Regions from separate parts of the Homo sapiens genome. Here region 1 is linked to region 2. The links are chromatin contacts, found by Hi-C or POLR2A ChIA-PET in ENCODE. All regions are on one chromosome and are shown on one strand. The core of a region is the stretch at or near the end of the contact, and the rest is flanking DNA. Distances in the headings are between cores, read along the strand shown. Region 1 overlaps UBE2N (ubiquitin conjugating enzyme E2 N). Region 2 holds the start of BTG1 (BTG anti-proliferation factor 1).

Region 1 (6,228 bases), core at 2,095-4,594, 1.3 Mb before region 2:
AGAACTACAAGGAAGCTAATTTTTGTCTGGAACAGAGAAGGTTAGGGGATGGAGAGAGAACAGCTGAAGATAAGTCAGAGAGGTAGGTGGAGTGAGGGCATCATATAGAGCGTCTTTTGGGGGCCCATTACAAGGACTATGACTTTTTTTTTTTTTTTTTTTTTTTGAGACGGAGCTTCGCTCTTTTGCCTAGGCTGGAGAGCAATGGCATGATCGGGGCTCACCGCAACCTCCACCTCCGGGGTTCAAGCGATTCTCCTGCCTCAGCCTCCCAAGTAGCTGGGATTACAGGCATGCGCCACCATGCCTAGCTAATTTTATATTTTTAGTAGAGGTGGGATTTCTCCATGTTGATCAGGCTGGTCTCGAACTCCTGACCTGAGCCGATCCACCCGCCTCGGCCTCCCAAAATGCTGGGATTACAGGTGTGAGCCACCATGCCCAGACTTTTTTTGAGATGGAGTCTCGCCCTGTCACCCAGGCTGGAGTGCAATGGCACGATCTCAGCTCACTGCAACCTCCGCCTCCTGGCTTCAAATGATTCTCCTGCCTCAGCCTCCCGAGTAGCTGGGATTACAGGCACGTGCCACCATGCCCGGCTGATTTTGTATTTTTAGTAGAGATGGGATTTCTCCATGTTGATCAGGCTGGTCTCGAACTCCTGACCTGAGGTGATCCACCCGCCTCGGCCTCCCAAAGTGCTGGGATTACAGGCGTGAGCCACCGCACCCGGCTCAGGACTATGACTTTTAAAGGGTCTGTGGATAATAGACCTGCGAGGGAGGTAGTGAGGTCAGAAGCAGGAAGAACAGGTTAGGAGGCTGTTGTAGTATGCCAGGTCAGAGCTGATGGTTGCTTGGATCAGAGGTGTAGCAGTGGAATGGTGAGAAACAGTCCAATCATGAGTAGAATTTGAAGTATAAAAAAAACCAATTTGCCAATCAGGCTAGATGTGTGTGGCATATGAAGGAAAAGGTGGATCATTTGGAAAGATGGGTTTGCCAGTAACTGATGTGGGGAAGACTTTATGGGAGGAGCAAAGGTTGGGGATAGGGAGGTCATGTTAAGTTTGGGATGCTTATTAGACATTCAAGAGTGTATATCAAGCAGGTAGTTATAGAGGCAAGAGGCACGATGAGGGGAGAGGTCTGGGCTAGATATGAATTAGGGGAGGCTTCAGCTTATAGAGTGTGTTTAGTATTTAAATTCATTGCATTACATGAGATCACTGTGGAAATGTATAAACAGAGAGGAAGCCCTAGAATAGAGCCCCAGTGCATTTCAGTGTTGCGATGTTGGGAGATAGAAGAAACCAACAAGGAAACTAAAGGAAGCTGCTGCCAGACAAGGAGGAAGAGAGCCATGAGAATGTTTATAGGAAGTTAGATAAAGCTTTGCAAAGAGGAAGGAGACCAGCTGGATAAGATGTCGCATTTAGGTAAGATAAAGATTAAGCACTGGACATTTGATTTAACCTTGTGGAAATCATTGGTGACCTTAACAAACAAGTTAGCGATAACTACAGCTTGATTGGAGGGTATGTTCAAGACAGAAGAGGAGGAGAGAAATTGGAGACAAGCAAAGTAGAGGTTCCTCTTCAAAGACTTTCCTCCCCATCTAATTAGGAATAAATAGTAACTTCTCTTAGAAGCAAAATTTATTCGAAGACCTGTGCAAACATTCTTAAATATTTGCTAGCCATAATAAAGAAATCAATATACTTTATGTTCTTAGCTCCCACAATTTAGCCTAAATATTTGCCCTGGCATGCTTATACTGGTCCAAGCAAGCATTAGGTCATAGCCTGTTCCTCTTCCTTATTTAAAAGTGTTTTTACCTTTCTCAGCATTCCACAAGTTACTTCCTCCTTCCTTTGTTCCCCTCTACCTTTACCTCTTTTAAAAAGTTCTAAGTTGCTAGCCAGTCAGGACAAATACAGAATGTGAGATCCCGTTCCAGCCAGTGGAAACCGGACACAGCAGTAGGGTGGACGCGTCAGGTTATAAATGACCCTGTCTCCTTTGTTCAGTATACTCTTGTGGCAAAACTCCTGGCGAGTGTACCCTTTCTGCAGGAAGTAAAAATGGCTTTACTAAATAAATTAAATTTATGTTCAAGTGCTATTTCTTTATGGTACCGAAGAACAAACATTTCAGAGATCAGTAAGATCTAGTGCTCAAGACCGATTGGCCCTAGCCAAGAGTACGTGACATTTCATCTATACAGGAGAAAAACCAGAGTGTATGGGTGCAGATGCAGGGAAATGTCCAAATGCTACAGTGGGAACTGATGGAAGTATCTAACTTGTCATGAAATAGGAAGCAGGACATCAGCCACAAGTGAGGATGGGGATGGAGATGCTGGAGGTTTGAAGAGAGAAGAGAAATAATAATAATACAATTATTTAGGGGAGAGGGAGAATGATGAAAAAGAGAACTAATGGTATGATTGTTGGGAGTATTAAGGGTTCCTCTGAAGTTAATTGTCAATTTTAGAGTAATCAGCATTGTTAAATATATTTCTTTAGTCCTGTTCAGGTACCTGGGCCTCTTCTTATCTCCTTTCTTTAGTCCGTTACATTTTTCAGAGGGGAGGTTTTCAGTGGGTTTAAAAACTAATTTTTGGCCGAGTGTGTTGGCCCATACCTGTAATCTCAGCACTTTGGGAAGCCAAGGCGAGCAAATCACTTGAGGCCAGGAGTTCAAGACCAGCCTGGCCAACAGGGTGATACCGTCTCTACTAAAAATACAAAAATTAGCTAGGTGTGGTGGCGCACACCTGTAATCCCAGCTACTCAGGAGGCCGAGTTGGGAGGATCACCTGGGCCCAGGGAGGTCGAGGCTGCAGTGAGCCAAGATCTTGCCACTGCACTCCAGCGTGAGTGACAAAGTGAGATCTTGTCTCAAAAACAAACAAACAAGCCAAAAAAAACCACCAAAAAAGCTAATTTTACTTTTTAAATAGCTTGGTTTTGGTTGAGTTTAGAGCAAGTTGCCTTACTTATGTAATCCTAATGTTACTTTATTTTACTTGAGTAAAAAATCAGTTTTATTAAGCTAATTTTATTAACATATTTGTAGACATTTGTAGCCAAAATGTATGATAACATCATTAGTATTCGCTTGCAGTTTCATTCAGCTGGTTGTAATTATTTAAATGGTATTTTTTTGAATTTTGCATTTTATAAGCTAAATCTGTTGGGAGATTGGAGCTGTTCTATTATGCGTAGTTCTAAGAGATGAACTTTCTAATTTTACTTTTGGTGTCTAGCAAAATGACATTTGTTTCACAAATGTGTTTGTTTTTCTGTCATAGGAAACCCAGCGTTTGCTGGCAGAACCAGTTCCTGGCATCAAAGCCGAACCAGATGAGAGCAACGCCCGTTATTTTCATGTGGTCATTGCTGGCCCTCAGGATTCCCCCTTTGAGGGAGGGACTTTTAAACTTGAACTATTCCTTCCAGAAGAATACCCAATGGCAGCCCCTAAAGTACGTTTCATGACCAAAATTTATCATCCTAATGTAGACAAGTTGGGAAGAATATGTTTAGATATTTTGAAAGGTAAGTGTTATCTTTATCAGCATATGCTATTATTAAGCTTTCTCCTTTTTCTCTTAAGCATTCCATGTTTAGAATGTAAACATTATACAAAGATCAGAGAGGTCTGTGGGAGGGAAGTGAAGCAGTTCTGGGCCTGTTTTTTTCATGCTTTATCATACTGGGCCTGTTGCCTTCATAGATAAGTGGTCCCCAGCACTGCAGATCCGCACAGTTCTGCTATCGATCCAGGCCTTGTTAAGTGCTCCCAATCCAGATGATCCATTAGCAAATGATGTAGCGGAGCAGTGGAAGACCAACGAAGCCCAAGCCATAGAAACAGGTATCTAATATTCATTCTCCTTCACACCACTTCCACTTTTACAAATTTGTATTACCACTTAAACTTTTCTAAAGCTCTTGGCAAGGAAAAGAAATAGAAAAAAGTATAATAAGTGAGATCCTGCTTATAGTATGTAAATACGTCTTAACAAAATGGCTTGCTATGGGACCCCCCAAATATAAAGACAACCTGTAATTGAAAGATCTTGGAGTCTCTTGTAACTACACCTGGTTTAACAAATACTGAGTGCATACCATTTATCTAGTTATATGTAAAGAATACTGGAAAACTTGAACTGTTTTTGTAACCCATTTGATTAAAGTATTCAGCTGTTTATGGCTACGGAATTTGGAGTCAAGAAGCTTCTGCTACAGATTTTAAGAAAATTAGTGGGGAGAATTGTGTATCTAGAAATGGACAACTTGATTCATCCTCTTGAATTTTCTAGAACTTCTTAATTTTATTGTAGTGTTTTGGTAATTGGACATTTACAAAATCTTTCAGCCCTGATCCAATTTATAGAAAAAGGCGTGAATTTAACAGATTACAGCATGACATTTCCATAATTAATAGTGGTTGTTTGCCATTTATAGTTTGGAAAGTAACATATTGAACTAAGTAAAATAATAATCGTATGTTTGTTTCTGTCTACAGCTAGAGCATGGACTAGGCTATATGCCATGAATAATATTTAAATTGATACGATCATCAAGTGTGCATCACTTCTCCTGTTCTGCCAAGACTTCCTCCTCTTTGTTTGCATTTAATGGACACAGTCTTAGAAACATTACAGAATAAAAAAGCCCAGACATCTTCAGTCCTTTGGTGATTAAATGCACATTAGCAAATCTATGTCTTGTCCTGATTCACTGTCATAAAGCATGAGCAGAGGCTAGAAGTATCATCTGGATTGTTGTGAAACGTTTAAAAGCAGTGGCCCCTCCCTGCTTTTATTCATTTCCCCCATCCTGGTTTAAGTATAAAGCACTGTGAATGAAGGTAGTTGTCAGGTTAGCTGCAGGGGTGTGGGTGTTTTTATTTTATTTTATTTTATTTTATTTTTGAGGGGGGAGGTAGTTTAATTTTATGGGCTCCTTTCCCCCTTTTTTGGTGATCTAATTGCATTGGTTAAAAGCAGCTAACCAGGTCTTTAGAATATGCTCTAGCCAAGTCTAACTTTATTTAGACGCTGTAGATGGACAAGCTTGATTGTTGGAACCAAAATGGGAACATTAAACAAACATCACAGCCCTCACTAATAACATTGCTGTCAAGTGTAGATTCCCCCCTTCAAAAAAAGCTTGTGACCATTTTGTATGGCTTGTCTGGAAACTTCTGTAAATCTTATGTTTTAGTAAAATATTTTTTGTTATTCTACTTTGCCTTTGTACAGTTTATTTTACTGTGTTTATTTCATTTTCCCAATTTGACAATCGTATTTTAAAATTGAAACTGATGGAACATTCTTTCTTGGTCTTCACCATCTGACAAATTGAATGGCAAGAGGTGGATTTTGCCAGTTTCTTTTCACTGATGCAGATTTGTGTTAAGATAGTACTGAATGGAGTATTTATAAACTGGCCCTGAGCATGCATAAAGCATCAGTATCTGACCTTTTTTTAACCTTCTAGGAATTTGAAATAAATGTGTTTGTGTTGTCTGATTAGATGATCATTGGTGTCTTGCCACAATGTTTAAAAATTACTGTACAGGAAAGTCACAGCAAAGATAGCAGTTGTGACTGACATGTAGGACTTTCACAGTTGTGCCACATTTTTGCCTAAAATTTGGGTTATGACATTTTTCTTGGTTCTTATCTGAAAATTTCATCTGTAACCTTTCATGTGTGTTAAGAAACACTGATCTGATCATTTGGGATTTGCTGAGGCATTTGTGAGTCTTCCTTATAAACCTGATGAGCAGATCTCAACTATCTAGCTTGTGTGTCATCAGAAAGGTTTATCCCTTTGAGAGTATCAAGTCCTCAGTTAATGATTCTTGCTTTCATCCCTCCAGTATTTGCTGTGGGAGCTCGTTTTATTCTTTAATTTGGAATTCAGTAATTTTTCTTCTTTATTGACGAATTCCTCCCCTCACAAAACTGTTCTTTCCCACCTCTCTCCATATCTAATTCCTGATTCTTGTTATTTTTAAGTCATAAATGTAGCCAGTCATAAATACATAAATGTTAACCTTCGGGTTGCAACCTTGTCTCTTGCAGTTTAAGGTAATGGATATTGTAGCCCATTTGAATTTTCTTCACTCTTATTCTCGTAATTCTGGAGTTTCTTCAGATTGTGGTGTATTTTATTGTGCTCCTATGTAAGATGAAGAATTAACTATTAAA
Region 2 (6,128 bases), core at 3,128-5,627:
TTTTTTTCCTACTACTATCTCTACTCATCTCCAGATGGTCTTCTAACTTTATCAGGTTTTATTTCTCAAGGTCCTTTTTAGGAAAGGTAATATCAGGAGCTCCCTTGAAAACCCTACCAGGTATTTAGAGCTCAAATTTTGTAGTCCATGACTTGAGAGTTCAAATCTGGCTGTAAAACCTTGGGTAAATTACTTATTTTCTTTAAGACTGTATTCTTATATGTTAAATGCTGTCAACTATACTCACTCGATTGGGTTTCTTAGAGAATTAAATGGGAAAGCATGGCTGGGTGCGGTGGCTCATGCCTGCAATTCCAGCACTTTGGGAGGCTGAGGTGAGTGAATCGCTTGAGCCCAGGAGTTCAAAACCAGCCTGGGCAACATGGTGAAACCCCGTCTCTACCAAAAAATTCAAAAATTAGCCAGGCGTGGTGGAACGTGCCTGAAGTCCCAGCTATTCAGGAAGCTGAGTGGAAAGATAAGCTTGAGCCCAGGAGGCGGAGGTTGCAGTGAGCTGTGATCGCACCGCCACACTCCAGCCTGGGCAACAGAGTGAGTCTCAAAAAAAAAAATAAATAAATAAATAAATAAAAAGAGAGAGATAGAAAGCATGTAAAACACTTAGCACTGATGCATTGTTAATGATAAAATGATAATAACCTGCATTATTACTTTTGTTGTTAAGCGATGCTTCACTCCTTTTTCCTCCCACTCTCCAAACAATCTGAATAGCTTCCACCAGAAGAAACTGAGTTTTGTCTAAAATCATTATGTGTCACCCTCTGACTGAAAGTTCTTTTGTGTTTTGTGAATCGCAGTAGATCTAAACCCAGTGCAAATGTCTTAGCTTGTGTCCTTGGATTCTTATTCAAGCAGAGCAAGTCAGGGTGCTAGCAGGGAGGCAACTAAAAGTGGTCTTCTCCTTTCTGCGGGTAACAAAAAAATAGATAAATAAGAGGCATAGGTATCTAGTTGAAGACATAAGCCCACAAGAAAAGCTAACTTATTTAAAGATAAATCTGATCATATAATCTGTCTGCTAAAAACACTCTCAAGAGTACTCTCAAGTACCCTATGCCTGCCTCCATCTACCAGTTTTTTCAACAATACTTATCCTCCTTGGTTTATGCCTTTGAGATACTCCAAGATCAAGCCCGTTCCTTTCCTCCAAGGAGAACTAATCTTGGGTCACTTTCATTGGCTTAGCTGAGATCATTCACTTTTGGGGTTTTCTTATTTTCCCTCTGCCCCGCAACACACAAATAAATAAGTGCCCTGTCTCTATTTGCCATTAACACTCTCTCAAGAACTCTCACTTGACTCTGTACTTATTGGTTAAGTTGTGAGTTTTCTAGACACCTAGCACTCTATCTGGAAGTAGGTGCGTAATAAGCACAACTTTAGTGACTGCAGCTAGCTGACTAGCAACAGGCAGGTTGCCTCTGGCTCAGTCTGGAAGGCCCTGGCCCTAATGTGCCTTCAGGGAAAGGGCGGGTCCAACTGGGGAAACAATATCTAATATTTGTGCTTTTATTTGTCAACTTATTTTAAAACCCAGGTTCATTTTTTGAATTTGTTTTGACAGCATTCCTAAGATTTTTAATACTTTGATTAGAAATGTTCTAAGTTTTAGAAATTAATTAGACAGGCCAGGCGTGGTGGCCCACGCCTGTAATCCCTAAACTTTGAGAGGCCGAGGCGGGTGGATCACCTGAGATCAGGAGTTTGAGACCAGCCTGGCCAACATGGTGAAACCCCATCTCTACTAAAAATACAAAATTTAGCCAGGCGTGGTGGTGCATGCCTGTAATCCCAGCTACTCGGGAGGCTGAGGCAGGAGAATCACTTAAACCTGGGAGTCGGTGGCTGCAGTGAGCCAAGATCGCGCCACTGCACTCCAGCCTGGGTGACTGAGCGAGACTCTATCTCAAAAAAAAAAAAAAAAAATTTCATAAATTACTATCAAATTGCATGATAATAATAAAGTACTTGGGAGAGCCTTGGTAAACTTAGCACAACAACACAGAAAGCACCTTTGTAATTCAAAAGCTGTCCAGAAATACCTGCTTGTTTCCCAGATGGGAAGGGCCTGACTAAACTTCCAGAAAATGTGACTAAACATATATATGTCAGGAATTGAAAACTATTAGCAATGAACATTATGTACCATCTAAGGCTTACGTTTAAGACTAATGTTTATTTCCAGTTTTTTTCTGAGTACTCTGTAGATTCCCAAGTTAAAAATTACTGTAGTTTCTCAAATCAGTTTGTCTCCTAATGGGATGATTTAAGGTGGGAAACACACATATATAATTTGAAAAACTCAGTGCGGGAAGTAACTCTCCCTGAGTCTATGGGTTAAACTTTCTGTTAACCCTGTTCAACTGGTTTTATAAGGCTTTCAGAAGGGGTCCTGCTGCTGCTAGTGCAGGCAGTTAAAAATAGTATGGAGAACAAGGGCTTGGGGGAAGTCTGAGTCCAATCCTAGCATTTTGTTGATTTAATATTTCTGTTTTTTAGATGAGACAATTTAAGCACATGACCGAGAGGCCAAGTTGGAGACCAGGTTTAGAAGAGAAAAACTTTCACTTGACTCCTAATTTGTACTCAGTGACACATTAACGACAATGTAAGTGAAAGCAGGGAACTAAGGGTGGGTCAGGTTAGGTGGGAGACCAGGAGTTGTTATTCTAGTGTTATGGTAATTTCATGAATTTACTTTTGCTTCTCGATCTTCTTTTTGAGTAGTAAAAGAGGTTTCATGCCTCCAGTGAAATTACTATTTTTAAGCAGAGTTCTATCTGAAAAGTTCTATAAGAAAAAAAAAAACCACTCTTTAATTTTTTCACATGTAACTACTTAGTTATGTGTACTAATGAAAAAATAATCTAGAAGTTATTTTTTCAAATCGAGTTTTACATATTTTTTAAACAATAAAACGTTTTCTCCTGTTTTATAATGTCATTATTTTTGCTTCATTTCTATATCCTTTAGCTCAGTATTAAAAAGAAAAAAAAAACACTCAAAGTGGTGTGTTTTGCAATATTGATGATCAACTAAGGTCGGGATATTTATTTCCATCTGGTAGAGTTCAACTTCTGCCTCCTGTTTGCTTTCTCCATCTGCCTGCCTCCCTTCATCTTTCTTTTTTTCTTTTCCCCCTTCTCCTTAATGGAGTTGGGGTTAACCCTGTCTTAGGCCTAATCGTTTTAGCAGGCTCCCGCCTTCCTGTTACACTGGTTTTTAAGGTTGTTTTTTTTTTTTTTTGGTAGGGTTTCAAATAAACTTGAATGTCTACACTTAATACTTTCACAAGCTTCAAATTCTTTTTATTTTATTTTTATAAAGAGCAGGACTCAGGCTAGGACGGCATTTGGACTAGGTAAAAAAGAAAATCTTCAGTTTTGTGCACACAAGTTTTAAAATACATTGTACAGATTTTTTTTTTTTGGATACACACCACTCTTTACAGGATCCGCGTTATATCTGCTTTCAGTAACTGGCTCTCCTGTCCGCATCCAGTAAGGTTTCCACTCTTCTCTCCGTTGACTGCTGAAGTTACTGAAACAGCAACCACAAATGGCCTTACTAACCTACTTATTTTGCAATTAAACTTTTAAAAGATATCCCCCTACTCCTCCCCTAGGGTGGAACAGAAATGGCTCCGCGGCGTTGGCAGCTCGTCTGCGAGGGGACCCTGGCTCCCCGAGGCTGCAGTCCTTTTTCTTGGACAGAACGCCCCGCAGGACCGTTCCCTCCACTTTCCCCCGCACTAAGGCAGCGCACCGCCAGCACACACAGCGCTGGCGCCCGCATCGCGCCGCACCACACGCGTCTCCGGCTTGAGGAGCCAGTCACCGAGACCCGGAGCGGGAACGAGATGTAAACACGGAGTGGGGACATGCAGCCCGATCTGAGAAGGCGGCGTGAAGAGTAGACACAGCCTGCGCCAGGCGGTTCTTATTTACCCAGCACTTACACTCCAGGGCAAGCGGGCCCAGGCAGCGCACTCTTGGAGAAGGATGCACTGGCGCAGAGCCTGGACCTGCTGAAGCGGGAAGGAGGAGCTAGGGCTGGGGGCGGAGCTTTCACACGCGCACCCTCTGTTCCCTCCCTCCCTCCCTCGACACAAGCAACTGGGTCTCCAGCCGCCACTCCGGGTTTATTTGTTTACAAGCGGATTACGTCAGCTCCTCCCTCTCTTCCCTATCTCTGGACCCGCCTCCTGAACTCTTTTCCCGCCCCTTTCGGCTCCGAACCGGCTTGCGTCACAATGGTGCGATATTCGGATTGGCTGGAGTCGGCCATCACGCTCCAGCTACGCCACTTCCTTTTCGTGGCACTATAAAGGGTGCTGCACGGCGCTTGCATCTCTTCGCCTCTCGGAGCTGGAAATGCAGCTATTGAGATCTTCGAATGCTGCGGAGCTGGAGGCGGAGGCAGCTGGGGAGGTCCGAGCGATGTGACCAGGCCGCCATCGCTCGTCTCTTCCTCTCTCCTGCCGCCTCCTGTCTCGAAAATAACTTTTTTAGTCTAAAGAAAGAAAGACAAAAGTAGTCGTCCGCCCCTCACGCCCTCTCTTCCTCTCAGCCTTCCGCCCGGTGAGGAAGCCCGGGGTGGCTGCTCCGCCGTCGGGGCCGCGCCGCCGAGCCCCAGCCGCCCCGGGCCGCCCCCGCACGCCGCCCCCATGCATCCCTTCTACACCCGGGCCGCCACCATGATAGGCGAGATCGCCGCCGCCGTGTCCTTCATCTCCAAGTTTCTCCGCACCAAGGGGCTCACGAGCGAGCGACAGCTGCAGACCTTCAGCCAGAGCCTGCAGGAGCTGCTGGCAGGTGAGCAGGGCGAGGGCGTCGGAGGGACGCGGGCCCCACATCCCTGGGTCAGAGTCCGGCCGTCGGGGCTGCGGGAACCTCGGCAGCGCCCCGGGGCCGGTCGCGCTTGGGCCCCGCCGCGGGACCGGTGTGGTTGCGCTGGGTGGCCGCTAACAGCGGTTCCCCGCGAGGCTTTAGGGGCTGGACGGAGGGCGCCCCCTTCCCCCCAGCTGGCAAAACGGAGAGGAGAAGACAACACGCACAACAAAGAAACTTAAGCCCACCGAGGCGGGAGCTGCGGTCCGAGGACCGTCGGCGGATTTGGGGACAAAGGAGCCGTGGGGCTGGGGTGGGTTCGACGTCCCCTTTCCTCAGCCCCCTCCAACCGTTGCGTGGTCGGCGGCCCAGCCCCGGGGTGGGAAGCTGCGCCGCTGCCCCGGAGCCAGCTCAGAACGGACGTGCCGTCTCCCCGCGCCTCCTGCCCCTGCCCATTAATCATCGGATTTGTCACCGGCACAATTAACAGCCCTGCCCAGAGCGTGGTTTAGGGTTGCTTGTTTTTCTTCCCTTCGGGGTTAACAGTCCGGTGGCGCTTCTCATCTCCAAAGCCATCAACTCCATTGTGTGCATCTGGGGTGGGGTGGAGAAAGTAAACAGTTTCTCGCCTGGCCATAGGTGCCAGTGGCTTCCCGACTGGCCGAGGCTGCGCGCCTGATTCCTGTTTTGGCGGCTCAACCGGTTGGTTCCTGGAGATTGTTTTGTCCGGTACTACTGTGTTATTTCTAAAACCCTGCCCGCTTTTTCCATCCCCGCACATGCACAACAACGGATGCAATCCTGGACATTTTAAAAAGTTGATAGTTTTCATTTTCGCTCCTCAAAGGAGCCTGGGGTAGGAGGAATCCGCAGTGGGAGCTAACGATCCTAAGCGTTGTTTCTCTGTTCTTCTTTTCTTCTATAGAACATTATAAACATCACTGGTTCCCAGAAAAGCCATGCAAGGGATCGGGTTACCGTTGTATTCGCATCAACCATAAAATGGATCCTCTGATTGGACAGGCAGCACAGCGGATTGGACTGAGCAGTCAGGAGCTGTTCAGGCTTCTCCCAAGTGAACTCACACTCTGGGTTGACCCCTATGAAGTGTCCTACAGAATTGGAGAGGATGGCTCCATCTGTGTGCTGTATGAAGCCTCACCAGCAGGAGGTAGCACTCAAAACAGCACCAACGTGCAAATGGTAGACAGCCGAATCAGCTGTAAGGAGGAACTTCTCTTGGGCAGAACGAGCCCTTCCAAAAACTACAATATGATG

The links. Hi-C counts contacts between places; a loop is a spot of excess contacts on that map. ChIA-PET counts read pairs that join two places held with the same protein, here RNA polymerase II (POLR2A). Pooled maps may share reads with other maps.
Region 1: a loop to region 2 is called in a pooled map, with 2.5 times the contacts of the local background. The contact joins the enhancer-like site here to the promoter of BTG1 in region 2. A Hi-C loop is called at or near these places in 1 of 37 single-sample maps with no recorded cell type and 3 of 50 pooled maps. POLR2A ChIA-PET finds 5 or more read pairs at or near these places in 2 of 52 experiments (OCI-LY7 and PC-9).

What each region holds. Positions count from the first base shown.
Region 1 is chr12:93,408,387-93,414,614 of GRCh38, reverse strand. It overlaps UBE2N (ubiquitin conjugating enzyme E2 N), which reads left to right. Exons shown (of 4, transcript NM_003348.4): 2 at 3,316-3,562; 3 at 3,741-3,881; 4 at 4,536-6,228. The coding sequence ends at 4,576. Among named protein-coding and RNA genes, the nearest start is that of UBE2N, 30 kb to the left of the region's middle. Within about 2 kb of position 3,344, at least 2 of the 41 ENCODE cell types and tissues checked have a DNase peak (open chromatin) inside an H3K27ac peak, as active enhancers do.
Region 2 is chr12:92,144,095-92,150,222 of GRCh38, reverse strand. BTG1 (BTG anti-proliferation factor 1) reads left to right here and starts at 4,377. Exons shown (of 2, transcript NM_001731.3): 1 at 4,377-4,835; 2 at 5,776-6,128. The coding sequence starts at 4,688. BTG1-DT (BTG1 divergent transcript) reads right to left here and starts at 4,138. Exons shown (of 3, transcript NR_135036.1): 1 at 3,980-4,138; 2 at 3,461-3,561. RefSeq lists enhancers at 3,726-4,025, 4,860-5,396, 5,356-5,405, 5,666-5,715, 5,736-5,975 and a silencer at 4,616-4,935.